3 separate regions of the Mus musculus genome follow, and all the other regions are linked to region 3. A link is a loop called in an ENCODE intact Hi-C map of the cell type or tissue named here. Cell type or tissue: gastrocnemius. All regions are shown on one strand.

Region 1 (5,000 bases), 110 kb after region 3:
TTTAAGATTTATTTATTTAATATGTAAGTACACTGTAGCTATCTTCAGACACACCAGAAGAGGGCATCAGATCTCATTACAGATGGTTTTGAGCCATCATGTGGTTGCAGGGATTTGAACTCAAGACCTCTGGAAGAGCAGTCAGTGCTCTTAACTGCTGAGCCATCTCTCCAGCCCCTGTTGTTGTTGTTTTAAGCATAATTTTCTCCTAATCTCAGTAAGCATCATTGTCATTTCACTGGCCAGAACTGTGAAGGCACAGATTGCTGGTCTCTGGAGAAACAGATAAGGAAAAAAGAGTTGGAATTAATAGGGCCAACATAAATTGGCCAACATCTAATAAGGTATTATTAGATATCTAATAAAATATCAATATCTAACTAGGTAATATCTAATAAGATTATTAGATATCTTATTAGATACCTATAATTGTGTAATGAGTTTATTAGATATCTTATCAAATACTAATGATATCTACAAGTAATAACCTAATAATCTCTAGTTCATTCAATTACTACATGTATAAGAATCTAAGTTGTTAGAGTAAAACTATTGCTCACTTGGAGTGCACTTGCTTACCATGTGTGAAACAGTGGGTTCAATCCCAGCACTGTTTTTGTTTGTTTGTTTTGTTTGTTTGTTTTTAATTATCTAAAGACTGGGCATGTAGCTCCTGTAATCCCTGTTGAGGCAAGAGGATCAAAAAGTTAAGACTGGCAGCCTGGCGATGGTGGTGCACGCCTTTAATCCCAGCACTTGGGAGGCAGAGGCAGGCAGATTTCTGAGTTCGAGGCCAGCCTGGTCTACAGAGTGAGTTCCATGACAGAGAAACCCTGTCTCGAAAGCCAAAAATAAAAAAAAGATTGGAATACGCTATGTAGGAAAGTTCTATCTCAAAAGAAAGAATAGGAGGTCACGCATGATAGGTCAATGAGTAAGGGCACTTGTTCCAAAGCCTGACAGAGTTCAGCTCCCTAGGTAGAAAAAGAACAGATTCCCAAAGATTGTCCTCTGAGCTCTACATATGCACCAAGACACATACGTGGGTACACACATACACACGCACACACAAATAAATGTCTTTTAAAGGTTTTAAAAGAAAAGAAAGGTCACTTAGATGGCTAACAACATGGTCATCTTCAGCTATTTTCAAGGCCAGCATGGGACATATGAATCAAGTCTCAAAACAAACGCAGACCAAAAAGGACTAGCAAGATGTCTCAGCATAAAAGGGCAAATCACATACACAGTAATAATTAAGATGCCTAAGAATCTCCAAAAATATTCTTGTACCTTTAGGTTTCTTTTTTTCTGAGAAACTTTCAATTTGAGCCATTGAAATGTATAGCGAAATATCCTGGTGTCCTAGTTTCCTCTCTGCTGCTCTGACAGACACCGTGACCAAAAGCAGCTAGAGGACAGGGTTTGTTCCAGCTTAGAGGTCAGGGTGGAAACTCACACAAGTAAATGCTTGAAGCAGAAACCTTGGAGGAATGCTGAACTGGGCTTGTCACCAAGAGCTGAGTACCCTAGTTAACTTTAACTGGCAACTTTACAGAGCTTAAGAGGGGAGTCTCGCTGGGCAGTGGTGGCACACGCCTTTAATCCCAGTACTTGGGAGGCAGAGGCAGGTGGATTTCTGAGTTCGGAGCCAGCCTGGTCTACAAAGTGAGTTCCAGAACAGCCAGGGCTATACAGAGAAACCCTGTCTCAAAAAACCAAAAAAAAAAAAAAAAAAAAAAAAGAGAGAGAGAGAGAGAGAGGGGAGTCTCAGTTGAGGAATTACCCAGATCATATAAGCCTGTAGGCATGTCTATAAGGTCTATCTTGTTCGTTCGTTCGTTCGTCCTTCCTTCCTTCCTTCCTTCCTTCCTTCCTTCCTTCCTTCCCTCTCTCCCTCCCTCCCTTCCCTCCCTCCCTCCCTTCCCCCTCCCCCCTCTCTTTCTTTCTCTCTTTATTTATTTAATTTATTTTTTTTTCTTGATTGTTAATTGATTTAGGACTGTCCAGCCCACTGTTGGCAGCACCATTCCCTACACAGGTGGTCCTGCCTGTACAAGAAAGCTAGCTAAGTAACAACCTGTGAGTGAGCCAACAATCAGCAGTGTTCTTACATGGTTTCTGCTGTAAATTCCTAATTTTCTTGTGCTTTCACATTTGAGCCAAAATCCATGACAGGATGCTGACATCTAGTGGTGAGTCTTTTGAAAAGGCTTTATATAGGCCTCTGCACATCTGGCTGTCCCTGATTCCTTATGCATATAAGTTACCTCAGTAACTTAATCCTAGCATTCTGTTGGTTCTCTCCCCTTCCACCACATGGGTTCTGGGGATTGAATCTGGTTGTCAGCCATGGTGACAAGTACCTTTAACCACTGAGCCACCTCACTAGCCCTCATGAGTATATCTTAAAAACTGGCTAGGCAGTCATGGTGGTGGCACATGCCTTTAATTTCAGCAAAGGCAGGCAGATCTCTGTGAGTTCGAGACCAGCCTGGTCTACAGAGCAAGTTCAGGCCACTCAGGGATACACAGGAAAACCCTGTCTTAAAGACTTGTTTGTCAAACAAGGGGCTGAAGAGATGGCTCAGCAGTTAAGAGCACTGACTGTTCTTCCAAAGGTCCTAAGTTCAACTCCCAGCAACCACATGGTGGCTTACAACCATCTGTAATGGGATCCAAAGCCCTCTTCTGGTGTGTCTGAATATAGCGATGGTGTACTCAAATATATAAAATAAGTAAATCTTTTTTTAAATGATCATAAAAGCCAGGTGGTGGTGGTGCATCCCAGCACTTGAGAGGCAGAGGCAGAGGCAGGCAGATTTCTAAGTTCGAGGCCAGCCTGGTCTACAAAGTGAGTTCCAAGGCAGCCAGGGCTATACAGAGAAACCCTGTCTCAAAAAACCAAAACACCAAAAAAACAAAAACAAAAACAAAAAAACAAAAGCAAAATGATCATAAAAAGCCAAATATTAGGGGCTAGAGAGAGATGGCTCAGTAACTAAGAACACTTGTTCTTGCTGAGGACCTGGGTTCAGTCCCCAGTACCCATATTGTAGCTCATAACTCCAGTTCTATAATTCCAGTTCCAGGGGATCTGACTCTACTCTTTGACCTCTGAGGTCACTAGAAACAGATATGGTGTACATACATACATACAGGAAAACATTCATGCACATAAAAAAATAAATAAATAAAAAGCAACATAGATCTTAAAAGCATCGAGTTCTAGATCCTGTGATGTTTTAATTCACTTCTGTGTTTTCTTTCAGTGATTCCTTATAGATCAGTGATCATTCCAATTAAAAAGCTGAGCAATGCAATCATTACCTCGAACCCGTGGATCTGTGTTTCAGGAGAGCTGGGAGACACCGGAGTAATGCAGATTCCAAAGAACTTGCTTGAGATGACTTTTGAGGTAACATCTCTTAGCTCTACAGAAGATCTCTGGTTTTGCCTTTTCATTTCCCTTTAAACAAATGAAAGGAACATGCAAACATACAAGATCATTTTGTTATCATATGCTTACAGTGTCTAAAGCATGTTAAACGAGTTGCTTTATATTTTTATTGTTAAGCCCTATTTTCCTATTTTTCTACTTGTAGTAGGCTTCACCAGGTCCTATTCCTTGATTCCCAGTGCCTAACACAGAACATGACAAACAGAAAATGTTAAATAAATGCTTTTTCCCTAACGTGGTCCTTAGGACCAGAGACCTGACATCCTTGCATATGGCTCCTGAAGCACATAGTGGCATTATAGAATGTTTTTGTTTTTCAAGACAGGGTTTCTCTGTGTAGCCCTGGCTCTCCTGGACTGTATAGACCAGGCTGGCCTTTAACTCAGAGATCGGCCCACTTCTGCCTCCCGAGTGCTGGGATTAAAGGTGTGTGCCACCATGCCTGGCTCTTGTAAATACTGCTTTTTATATTGTCAGTTTTGGGGTCTCATCTAGTAGAGTAATCCCATATGTTTGAACCCATATTCAGGTTGGTCCTGACATGCCAGGAGTAAAACAGATAAGAGAGAAACGGTAGTAGGGTGTTCTGTTCCCATTTATATTCCCTAGGGTCAAAGATCAGTCATTTCACTTGGAATCACAGGGCTCCCACAGTGGTCCATCTGGCTTTCTGTTTGTGGCACACTCACATCTATCTGTATATAAAAGTTAAAGCCGGGCTGGAGAGATGGCACAGTGGTTAAGAGCACTAACTGCTCTTCTGAAAGTCCTGAGTTCAAGTCCCAGTAACCACATGGTGGCTCACAACCATCTGTAATGAGATCTGACGCCCTCTTCTGGTGTGTCTGAAGTCAGCTACAGTGTACTTAGATATAATAATAAATAGATTTTTAAAAATTTTAAAAAAAGAAGTTAAAGCCTTGGTTTTTCTTGGCCCACCAGTTATGGAACAAAAACTACATTGTTAATCCCATCTTCTCCCTCCCACCTCCTCTCTGTCTGTCTGTCTGTCTCTCTCTCTCTCTCTCTCTGGCATCTTCCCTCAGCTAGGTCACATGATGCCTTTCACTGATATACAAAGAAGGCAAATGCTTTTAAAACTTGCAACTTTGATATTTCAGTCCATCATATAGTGTGTCTGATCATCTAATCGGATATTTTTTTTTTTTAAAGATTTATTTATTTATTATATGTAAGTACACTGTAGCTGTCTTCAGACACTCCAGAAGAGGGAGTCAGATCTTGTTACGGATGGTTGTGAGCCACCATGTGGTTGCTGGGATTTGAACTCTGGACCTTCGGAAGAGCAGTCGGGTGCTCTAACCCACTGAGCCATCTCACCAGCCCCTAATCGGATATTTTTTAAGTCAGGATTTAGTTATCATCCATTTTTGTAGTTCCTATCACCGTTGCTTTGTCTTGTACTTTTCCACAAACCAGCAAGGACACTGATAACCGTAGTTTATTCATAATTTCACTTTTTACAGTTTTAGTACCTGGTGTTAATTATGATCCAAAAGTATTAAGTGGAGAATTCTTT
Region 2 (5,000 bases), 61 kb after region 3:
GTCATGGTGATTCTCCCTTTCCTCCTCCTGCATGTTAGCCCACGCAGCTTTAAGAGTTCTGCCTCGTCTCCCTTTGCCCAGCTATTGGCTGTACAGCAATTCTTTATTACCAGTCAAATCCAGCTGGGGGCAGGCCTCCTTTAGCCTGTGTTCAGGACACTGCAAACAGTTTTTTTTGGGGGGGGGGGGAATAATATGATTAGCAAGAGAACACCAGGTACTATACATGTGTTCGTGTATTTTTGTTTTGTTGTGACTCGCCAAGTTTAAGCAGGGACATCCATTGGAGCCTCGTGGATGTTCTAGGCAAAATTATAACAGTATATTTTAATTTGTAACAGCCAAGCATGCTGTATTTCATTTTACATACTTTAGATACATTTATCAGCTAATTACAATGTAGTAAACCCCGTATGCGATGCTGAAGATTCTGAGATTAGAAATAGAGTTGTCAATTTTGTGTGGTAGTGTGAGCATTTAATTCCAGCATTGGCAGGCTGGTAGAAGCAGGCAGATCTCTGTGAGTTTGAGACCAGCCTGGTCTATATAGTGAATTCTGGCCAAGGCTGTCTCAAAAGAAAATAAAGAAAAGGATCAGTGTAAAGGTCTCTAGTATTAGAGATTTTCTAAAGGTAAAAGTTTTGCCACATACAAGGAGGAACATTTCTGCAAAGAGGAAGATATACAGAGGTTCACAAACCTTTGAAGATGTCTTAGTCACAGAATGACCTGCAACAGGAGTTTGGCTGCCTGTAAGGTAATGGTGAGAACTAAAGCAAACAAGAGCTAAATCATGAAAAGCTGCATGTGCCCTGTTGAGTCTTCAAATAACTGTCATCAGGGCTGGAGAGATGGCTCAGTGGGTAAGAGCACCGACTGCTCTTCCAAAGGTGCTGAGTTCAAATCCCAGCAACCTTACATGGTGGCTCACAACCATCTATCTGTAATGGGATCTGATGCCCTCTTCTGGTGTGTCTGAAGACAGCTACAGTGGACTTATGACTCATATACATAAAATAGATAATTCTTGAAAAAAAACCTGCTATCACATATCCATCTCTTGGAATCATTGGGGACAAAAATATATATTTTATCTTAAAATGCTGGATGGAGGACAGGGATGATGGCATGCTCCTTTAATCCCAACCCTCAAGATCTTGAGTTTGGAGACAGCCTGGTCTACAAAACATGAACGAGTTACAGGACAGCCAGGGCTACACAGAGAAACCCTATCTTGAAAAACCAAACAAATGATAGATGGATGGACGTGCATGCTTTCAGTGGTTTGAATAATAGTGGCTCCTATCAATTCATATACTTAAATGTTTAGGGAGTGGCATTATTTGAAAGGATTAGGAGGTTTGGCTTTGTTGGAATAGATGTGACCTTGTTGGAGGAAATATATAGACCTCTTAGCTCCTTCTCCAGCACCGTGTCTGCCTGTATGCTGCCAGGCTTCCCACCATGCTGATAATAGACTAAACCCCTGAAACTGTAAACTAGCCTCAATTGTTTTTCTTTATATGAGTTGCTGTGGTCATCATAGTGACTCTTCAGCAATAGAACACTGACTAAGATAATGCTGAATGGAAGTTAGCTCAGCCAGGTAAGCATGAGTATCGAATTGAAACCCCTATCACTTACATAAAAGCCAGTTGCAACAGTGCACACCTGTAACTTCAGCTATGAAGAAGGGAGTAGTGCAAACAAGTCTCTGGAGGTCAATGGTCAGCCAGTGTAGCCAAAGTGGTGATTACCAAGGAGAGACCCTATCTTTTAAATGAAATGGAAAGCAACTGAGGAAGACACTTGATATCAACCTCTGACGTGCACATGTTTTACACATATCACATGCAAAGAGTGCTTAAAGAAAAACTTTTTTTTTCATTTATTTTTTTCTGTTAATGATTGAATGCAGAGGCCTTGTGCATGCTAGACAAGCATTGCCATGACTGGATTACCGGCCCCTGCGTCTTATTTCTTGATCCAGTTAAAAGAAATGGTCTTTCTGCCAATTGATTTCATTACTAAAAAGTATGATATATCAACCAGTCTTGTAGAGAACTCAAAACTGAAAAGATTGGCCATAGAGCATTTACAAGCAGGAAATAGGAGTGGAAGGAAAATGAGCCCTGTCTTTTAAAGTCCAGGGGAGGAGAGAAAAATGTGTAATTTATTTTTTACTTCCCATGGTGTTTCTATAAATAAAGCAAGAAAATATTCCACATTACAATCCACCATTACCTGGAGAAAGTGTTTTCCAGGAGACTGTTGTAAGCCAACTTGATAGGAATTTAGTTTGACTGCTCAAATCTCTTTACCTTTCAGTTGAGGTTCAGCTAGGCAACAGAAACCATAACGTAATTTAGGCAGAGGAATGTAATATGAATTATTACTAAACTGTATTAGAAAATAGGCTGTAAAGAAATAAACTCTGAAGGATACTCAATGAAGCACAAACATTTAAGTGAGAGCCCATACCCAGAGCTGTAGTGAATACCTCACTGAAGAAATTCCATTCATAAAATATGAAGAAGACCAGTAGGTTACTTGTCAGTATGTTGCCTGGAGACCAGAGCTGGTCCTTCGTCACTGATCTAACAGAAGGCAAAGTCCAAGGCCCATGTTTTCTGTGGCTGGTGAACAGACCCACAGGATTTGTTGAATATCACTGTGGTGTGAGGTCTGAATATACATTGTTTTAGGACCATAAGAGGTATCATCAGTTGACTGTTCATTCTTGGCATGTGGCATAGCAGTGTGCCACCAGATGTCCTCAAATACCCATACAGCAATAGCAAGACAGATTGCACTCTGGGACCAGAAAGCAAAACAAACAAACAACCTACCCGGCTCCCCTGTGGTGTGTCTCCATTGCCCTCTGCTGGCAAAGGTTAATTCATTGTCTGTATTCGTTGTCAAAGTGGTTACCAACTGTAATAACTGAATGAATTGGAAGCCTTTCACATTATCTGGCATATGATGGAGAAAGAAATATAAAATCAGATACTGATGTCTTAGAGCTGATCTTCTCTCACAGGTAGCTCTTGATGTTTCTACAGACTGATCTGGTATTCACATCTAAGCCATTCTTTTCTGTACGACTTAGCTTCAAAAGAATAACAAGCACTGTTATTGTGTGATGTACAAGATAACACATATACACATACACACACAGAGAGACAGAGAGATAGAGCCAGCATCTCATGAATATTAGGCAAATAAATGCACTACTACTAACCTGCATTTCTACAATATTGTAGATTAATAAAGGTAATCTCTTTAAATTAATTATGTTCAGTAAAGATAGGTTGAAAGGTTCCTTCATTACAGGTTGAATTGCAAAAGAGTCTGCAGAATCGTGGTGCCAGCATGCGTCCAGTTCAGGCAGTAGAGCATGATTCTCCAGTATTTGTAAAATACAATATCTATTAAAGGTCTTTGCCTCAAGTAGGGAGAGGTGGAAAAATGGGTTGGTGAGATAACGCAGCAGGTAAAGGTGCTTGCCTAAATTCAGTCCTCAGGACCCACATAGGGGTAGAAGAGTACCAGCTCTGTAATGTTGTCTTCTAACCCCTTCCCCAGTTCCATAAATTAATTACATAAATAAATGTAATGTAAATTTTTCTTAATTTTACATTTATTTTATGTGAATGGATGTTTTGCCTGCATGTGTATCTATGTACCACATTCATGCCTGGTGCCCTTGGATGTAAGGAGAGGTTGTCGAAGGAAACCATTGTGTTAGGGGCACTACTGAAGTGCAGCTCTTCACAGCAGTTGGCTGCTGGTGAAAGTAGGCGTAAGGGAGGACTCAGTTTTCTTTAAGGGGCTGGCCACTGCAAGTTTGACCATGCTTTAGTAAGTATATAGGGAACTTAAATTGGACTTGGAATTTTTTCTTATTTCTTTTCTTTTTTTTCTTTTTCTGCTTTTGTTTTGGAGGCGGTCATGAGAGGGGGGGGTGGGGGGGATGGACCTGGGAAGTCTGGAAAGTATATAATCCGGTACATTATATACAAATTCTAAATAATCAATAAAAATATTATGTTGAAAAAGGAAAAGATCATTGAATCTCCTGGAATTATGAATGATTGTAAGCCACCATGTAGGTGCTAGGAATCAAGTCTGGGTCCCCTGCCAGCACCTCTGGGCTGTCTATCCAGCATCAGTTAAGAACATATGCTACGGGCTGGAGAGATGGCTCAGCGGTTAAGAGCACTGACTGTTTTCCCAGAGGTCCTGAGTTCAATTCCCAGCAACCACATGATGGCTCACAACCTTCTGTAACAGGATCTGATGCCCTCTTCTGGTGTGTTTGAGGACAGCTACAGTGTACTTGCATCCATAAAATAAATAATTCTTAAAAAACAAAAAGCAACAAAAAACAAAAAAAAAACATGTACTGCTCTTACAGAGGACCAGTTCAACTCCCAGCACCCATGTAGGGCAGCTCACAAGTACTTGTAATCCCAGCTCCAGGGAGATCCAGCACCCTCTTGTGCAATCATGTGCACAGTCTGCCCCCCCCATATTTACATAATTTTAAAATAATAAAAAAAATCTTAAAAAAATTTTTAATGTTGAAATGGCACAAAATTTTTAAGTGGAAAACATCCTTTTTATGCTTGGTCAAATGCGACAAGTAACATCTGATTATTGTCCTTAACCTTTTGCAAAGTTAAAGTTATAAAGTCAGCCCCCAGTTCTACTGTCATTGTGTACACAGAATTTTGTGAAATTCTTACAAGTCCATAATCTCTTATCTTCAATTCTCAAGTGTAAAACAATTTTGAAAATGATTCTTTTTGTAACTGATTTATCATCAAAACCAGATCAGAACCAAAGTAAACTTATTTCTCTGTCTCTCTGTCTCTGTCTCTGTCTCTGTCTCTCTCTCTCTGCCCTATAGAAAACTATATGGCTTGCTCTGAAAATATTAGTGTTATCTACAGGCTGCATCCCCCATAGATTATTATCTACTTTTCAAACTTAATTAT
Region 3 (5,000 bases):
GGATCACTTTGGGTTTGATGCTAGTCTAGAACACTAAGTATGACCCTAGACAAAAGAAAGAGAAAGAAGGAGGGAGAGGAGGAAAAGAAGACAACCTGCTACTTAATGTATTTAGTTCAATGCAAATTACCATGTGACCTTTGGACTATTAGACATTCAGAATATAATCTGATTTTTGTTGCCTCTCTAATGTAACTTTTCAAATACTTTCAAATGTAGTCTTGGGGTTAATTGACTAACTTCATTCTTTCAAGAGCCTATAGATTTATTCCAGTCAATGCAGCCCTGGTGGCTTTTATCTGCTGGAACAGATGATTTACCCCTTTGAAATCTGGAATACCAAATCTAGCAATCTGACCTCAGAGTTGTTTTGCATCCTCCTTCCTTCTTCTCTCCCTACCTTTCCTTCTCATCATATATAGTGTTGAGCTTCAGGGGCATTTGTAAAAGATTACCTTTATATATTTTGTGTGTGTACAACCTGGAATTAAACTCGGGTTTTACAAAGGAAACACTATCCCAGAGAGCCATCTCGCCTGGCCACTTTCTTAGATTGTATAAAATTTTACTAGCAGGGAAAAATAAAACATTTTATCTCCTTGTGAGATCATCAAAAAACATTTTAACGTAATGAGCACTTTAATCTATAAAAAGTTTCCTGTCAGGGAATATAGCTTAGTGGTAGAATGCTTGCCTAGCATGCACACGTACACAGACACTGGGTTTGATTCCTAGCAACACAGTCTTACACAGACTTACACATTAACATCCTTGTACACAGATTTCCTAGAGTCAGGTTGGTCTATTCTACATAGTAAGTTTCAGCTCAAGCAAAACTACGTAGTGAGAACCTGTCTAAAGAAAGAAGAGGGTCAGGAAGTTGAGCTTCCTGAAATATCCCTTAATTTTGAAGAATGTTTTAATTGTAGAACTCTCTCCATAAATGGAAGAACACTGACTCTTTCTCCCTATCTTTAGACTTCAGATTATGTCAAAATTAGGACCTACAACTATTTGTAAGTTGTACTTTTCTGAGATTGTGAAACTTTAATCTTCCATAGGTCACAGAGAGTATTAAACTAGGGTGGTATTCTCAAATTACTGGAAGATATCAGTTCTTTATTATCTTTGTTGAGAGAGGATTTCACTGTGTAGCCCACTATCTTTGAGTGTTCATCGGTCTTTCTGCCTCAGCCTCTTGGATAAGTTGTCAGTCATTATGATTCAGATTGAGAAATCAGAATTCCCCAAAATTCTCAGCCATTCAAGAGAACCCATAAACTCATTTTGAAATACTTCAAAAATTCTTCCTATTTATTTATTATGGGTATCTGGAGTAAATTTATTTTGAAGGTAACACTTGTAATCTCAGCAGAAAGCTGAGGCAAGAAGATCAGGAATACCAGGGTAGCCCGGGTAGTCATATAACAAGATTCAGTTAAAGAAGGAGGAGGAGGGCTGGTGAGATGGCTCAGTGGGTAAGAGCACCCGACTGCTCTTCCGAAGGTCCAGAGTTCAAATCCCAGCAACCACATGGTGGCTCACAACCATCTGTAACGAGATCTAACTCCCTCTTCTAGTGTGTCTGAAGACAGCTACAGTGTACTTACATATAATATTAAATAAATCTTAAAAAAAAAAAAAAGGAGGAGGAGGAAGAAAAAGAGGAGGTGGTGGCATCAGCTAAGGAGACAAGGTTTGGTGGTAAGCACGTTTTCCTACTGTGCCTCCAACTTGCTTTGTAGTCAAGAATGATCTTGAACTTCTGATCCTCTTGCTACAGCCTCCTGGTATTGGTATTGTAGGCCAGCACCAATGCTGTGACCTTAAGATGCTGGGACTCTAAAATGCCTAGTGGAGGAGCTCATTAATAAAGCTGTTGCAATGCTCACAATAGCCAGGAGAGGGGGGTATTTATTCATTTATGTAATTCACACACTCTGACTCCTTTTAAAAAGTGTTTATTTTTACCACAGACCTCAGCCTCTGCAGCTGCAACGGTTCCATGAGATGGGCTGTGTTCAGCAGGTGGACATGTGTCCTCCCTGTTGTTACCAACCTAGATCCTAGCAGAACAGTAGTAGCTTTTTCATGTGCTTCTCATCCGTAGCCATACCATTATCAAGTAAACACTCAAGGTCCCTCAGATCAAAATGAAGGGTCTGGGTGTGGAATAGGTATGAAACAGGATGATTAATTTTGTAGTTTGGCTACTGTTACAAAAACTCCTTCCCTCAAATGCTGTTGCCAAGAGAGAGGCTCAGTCAGTCTTCACTGTGGTTATCTGTACTGTCAGGATCTGTGCAGAGGGAGTAAAGATGTTTTCCAACACTGAACCAATTGTGACCTCAGATTGATCCAGATTTGCACCCAATTTTACAACTCACGGGCTGTCTGAGAATGTTTTGAACTCTTCCAGGCCTCATTTTCCCTACCTGTGAAACAGCTGAAAGATAGTACTTTTTATAGAAGTTAGAGGGATTAAATGCAATGGTATATATAAGACAATGCAAACAATCTTTCCATCATCTTAACTATCTGCCTTTACCATCATTTGTCAGAGCAAGCCACTGGAATCACTAGAAATTCACCAGCAGGGCTGAAGAGTATTAACAACGTGTGCACTAGCTAAAGCTCAAAGGAGCTGAGAGATTGTCTTGTACTTCTGCATCTTTAAACTTAAAAATCCAGACTTAGTAAAGAGAGACTTTTATCTAAAAGTAACATTTAGAGGGTCAGGGAGCCTCTGCAGTAGAAGAGCGCTATTTCAACAAGAGACTATGGAAAGGGTGTGTGCTGATCTGAGAATAACCCTGAGGCCAGTTGTCCTCTAGGGACACTTGTTGACTCAGACTGAGTGTGGGCCAAGGTTCAGGGGCCTGGGAAGAAAAAGGGCTTAATCAAAGTTTGACTAACAAGCACTTTGCTCCTGGTGATCAGTGGAACAAACAACTCAGCTAATCATTTATCATTTATCAAAGAATTGTGAAGCCTCCTGTCTGTTCTTGTCCTAGGCAAACAAAGAGGAGTACCTGAAAGGCGTACTAAAGTCCTACAGGAAGGGCGGGTCTTTGAAGTAAGCTGTTTTCCAGAAAATGGATTGTGGAGGATTTAAAAAAAAAAAACAAAACTGTTTTTTTAGAGTAACAGGGACTAAGTAAAACTTGAACACTGACACTACCAAATTTTATATTTCCTGTTTCACATGTTGTATTTTAGATAAAGGATGAAATGCAGGTGTTCACTGGACCTAGAGACTCTTGGATACAAGTCTGTCAAGAGCTCATTCATGCTTCCCTGGCAAACTTGTCTTGTTTGGAACAAACTTGCTTGGCAGCAGGTTCTTAGTGTCCCTTTTTGATCCAAAATTAGATCAATGGTAAATAAAACTTGTGTTTTGTTGTTGGTGGTGGGTTTTTATTTGTTTTCTTTTTGTTTTGTTAGTTTGGTTTGTTTTTGAGACAGGACCTTATCTGTGCCTTATCTGTGCTGTTCTCAAACTTACCAAACCAAGGAAGGCCTTGAATTTATAATCCTACCTCCATTCTCCCCAGTGCTGACCATAGCAGTGCACTACCACACCTGGTTTACAAAGTGCTGGAAATAAGTCCAAGTGTTTGTGTTTGCTAAAAAAGCACTCAACAGGCTGGGCTAACTCCAGCCCCAAACAGCTTAAAATGAGCAACACGGACACAAATGCTGACACTTCAGTTTAGTTGAAACAAACCCAGGTCCTCTGGAAGAGCAGATAGCCCTTTTAACCACTGAGCCATCATCCAATCTCCAAAATTAAATTTTTAAAAGGCCAATGAACCAAACAAGGTCGTTGATTTTATTTTATATTTTATATAGTATTGGGAACTAGATCCCAGGGTCCTTGATTTATTAGGCAGGTTCTTGTTCAGTGTTCTATTGCTGTGAAGAGATCCATGACCACAGAAACTCATAAAAGAAAGCATTTAATTAGGGCTGGCTTACAGTTTCAGAGGTTTAGTCCTTTATCTTCATAATGGAGGCAAGGCAGCATACAAGCAGACATGGTGCTGGAGAGGTAGCTGAGAGTTCTACATCCAGATCTGTAGGCAGCAAGAAAAAGGGGCGTGGGGGGAGAGAGAGAGAGAGATAGACAGACAGACAGACAGACAGACAGACCCTGGGCCTGGCTTGGGCTTTTGAAGCCTTAAAGCCCACTCCCATCGATACATCTCTTCCAACAAGGCCATACCTCTTCATTTTTTCTAAATACTGCCACACTTTGATAATAATGCATTCAAATAAATTAACTTATGGGAGCCATTCTCATTTAAGCCACCACAGCAAGAGATCTATCACTAAGCTATAACATTAGTCTCTGATCGTTGAGTTCAAATAAGCCAAAATGGAAGGTAGACATAAAATAGATCAGCCAAAAGTTAAGATATGTAGATATATCACAACAGACACTGGAGGGCTCATTAGTCTATCTTGTGTGTGTTTGGGAATTTCTATTACAAAAAGCAAGAAAGTGTTCAATATTTTGTCAGGGTTTGGGGTATGAGGATGGTGCTCAAAACAGATACTCAAGATAAAAGATTGCAATCTGCTTCTTATTTCAGTTGCTTTGGAGCAGTTTTTCTTGGAAAAAATTATCAAATTGTACATTTAAAGATGAATATAAAAAGTAGTATGTATATAACCATAACCTCATTTATCTAGATTCTGGGATTTGTAATGCTCCCAACCATAGCAAGGAGAGTAAATAATTTCCCCTAATTTGGCCTCAAGACAAGTGTTGCCACTTTAATTACTACTCTGTGTGTGGCTGCTGCTGGCATGGAGCCAATGAGTAAGACATTACAAGACAATATTTTATTAATGTGTTAAATTCACATGTACATTTCCATATTTTTAGCCAAAATTTTTAATATTGACTTGGTCCTTTAATTCAGGCAAGTCATATGTTGCTTTAGAGAAGTGTCCAAAGTCACTTTGACCCAACTGCATTGATAAGGTGGTTGTGC

The links. Hi-C counts contacts between places; a loop is a spot of excess contacts. Peaks named below come from ENCODE experiments on the same cell type or tissue, not always from the same donor. Only the 100,000 strongest peaks of a DNase experiment are listed, where the experiment ranks them.
Region 1: a loop joins it to region 3, with 11 times the contacts of the local background. A loop is called at or near these places in 35 of 42 quality-filtered maps.
Region 2: it touches region 3 in a loop (7-fold over the local background); 22 of 42 quality-filtered maps call a loop at or near these places.

The regions. Positions count from the first base shown.
Region 1 is chr6:149,008,173-149,013,172 of GRCm38, reverse strand. It overlaps Dennd5b (DENN/MADD domain containing 5B), which reads left to right. Exons shown (of 21, transcript NM_177192.3): 15 at 3,273-3,418. Among named protein-coding and RNA genes, the nearest start is that of Gm25539, 43 kb to the right of the region's middle. In gastrocnemius, a CTCF peak has its summit at 2,183 (motif pointing left); no DNase peak of the experiment used is centred here.
Region 2 is chr6:149,055,890-149,060,889 of GRCm38, reverse strand. The region is part of intron 3 of Dennd5b (DENN/MADD domain containing 5B); the gene reads left to right. Among named protein-coding and RNA genes, the nearest start is that of Gm23462, 16 kb to the left of the region's middle. In gastrocnemius, CTCF peaks have their summits at 2,883 (motif pointing left) and 4,267 (motif pointing left); a DNase peak (open chromatin) is centred at 2,840; H3K27ac peaks cover 518 bases.
Region 3 is chr6:149,116,994-149,121,993 of GRCm38, reverse strand. No RefSeq gene overlaps it. Among named protein-coding and RNA genes, the nearest start is that of Dennd5b, 18 kb to the right of the region's middle. In gastrocnemius, CTCF peaks have their summits at 1,883 (motif pointing right) and 2,762; a DNase peak (open chromatin) is centred at 1,908; H3K27ac peaks cover 2,145 bases.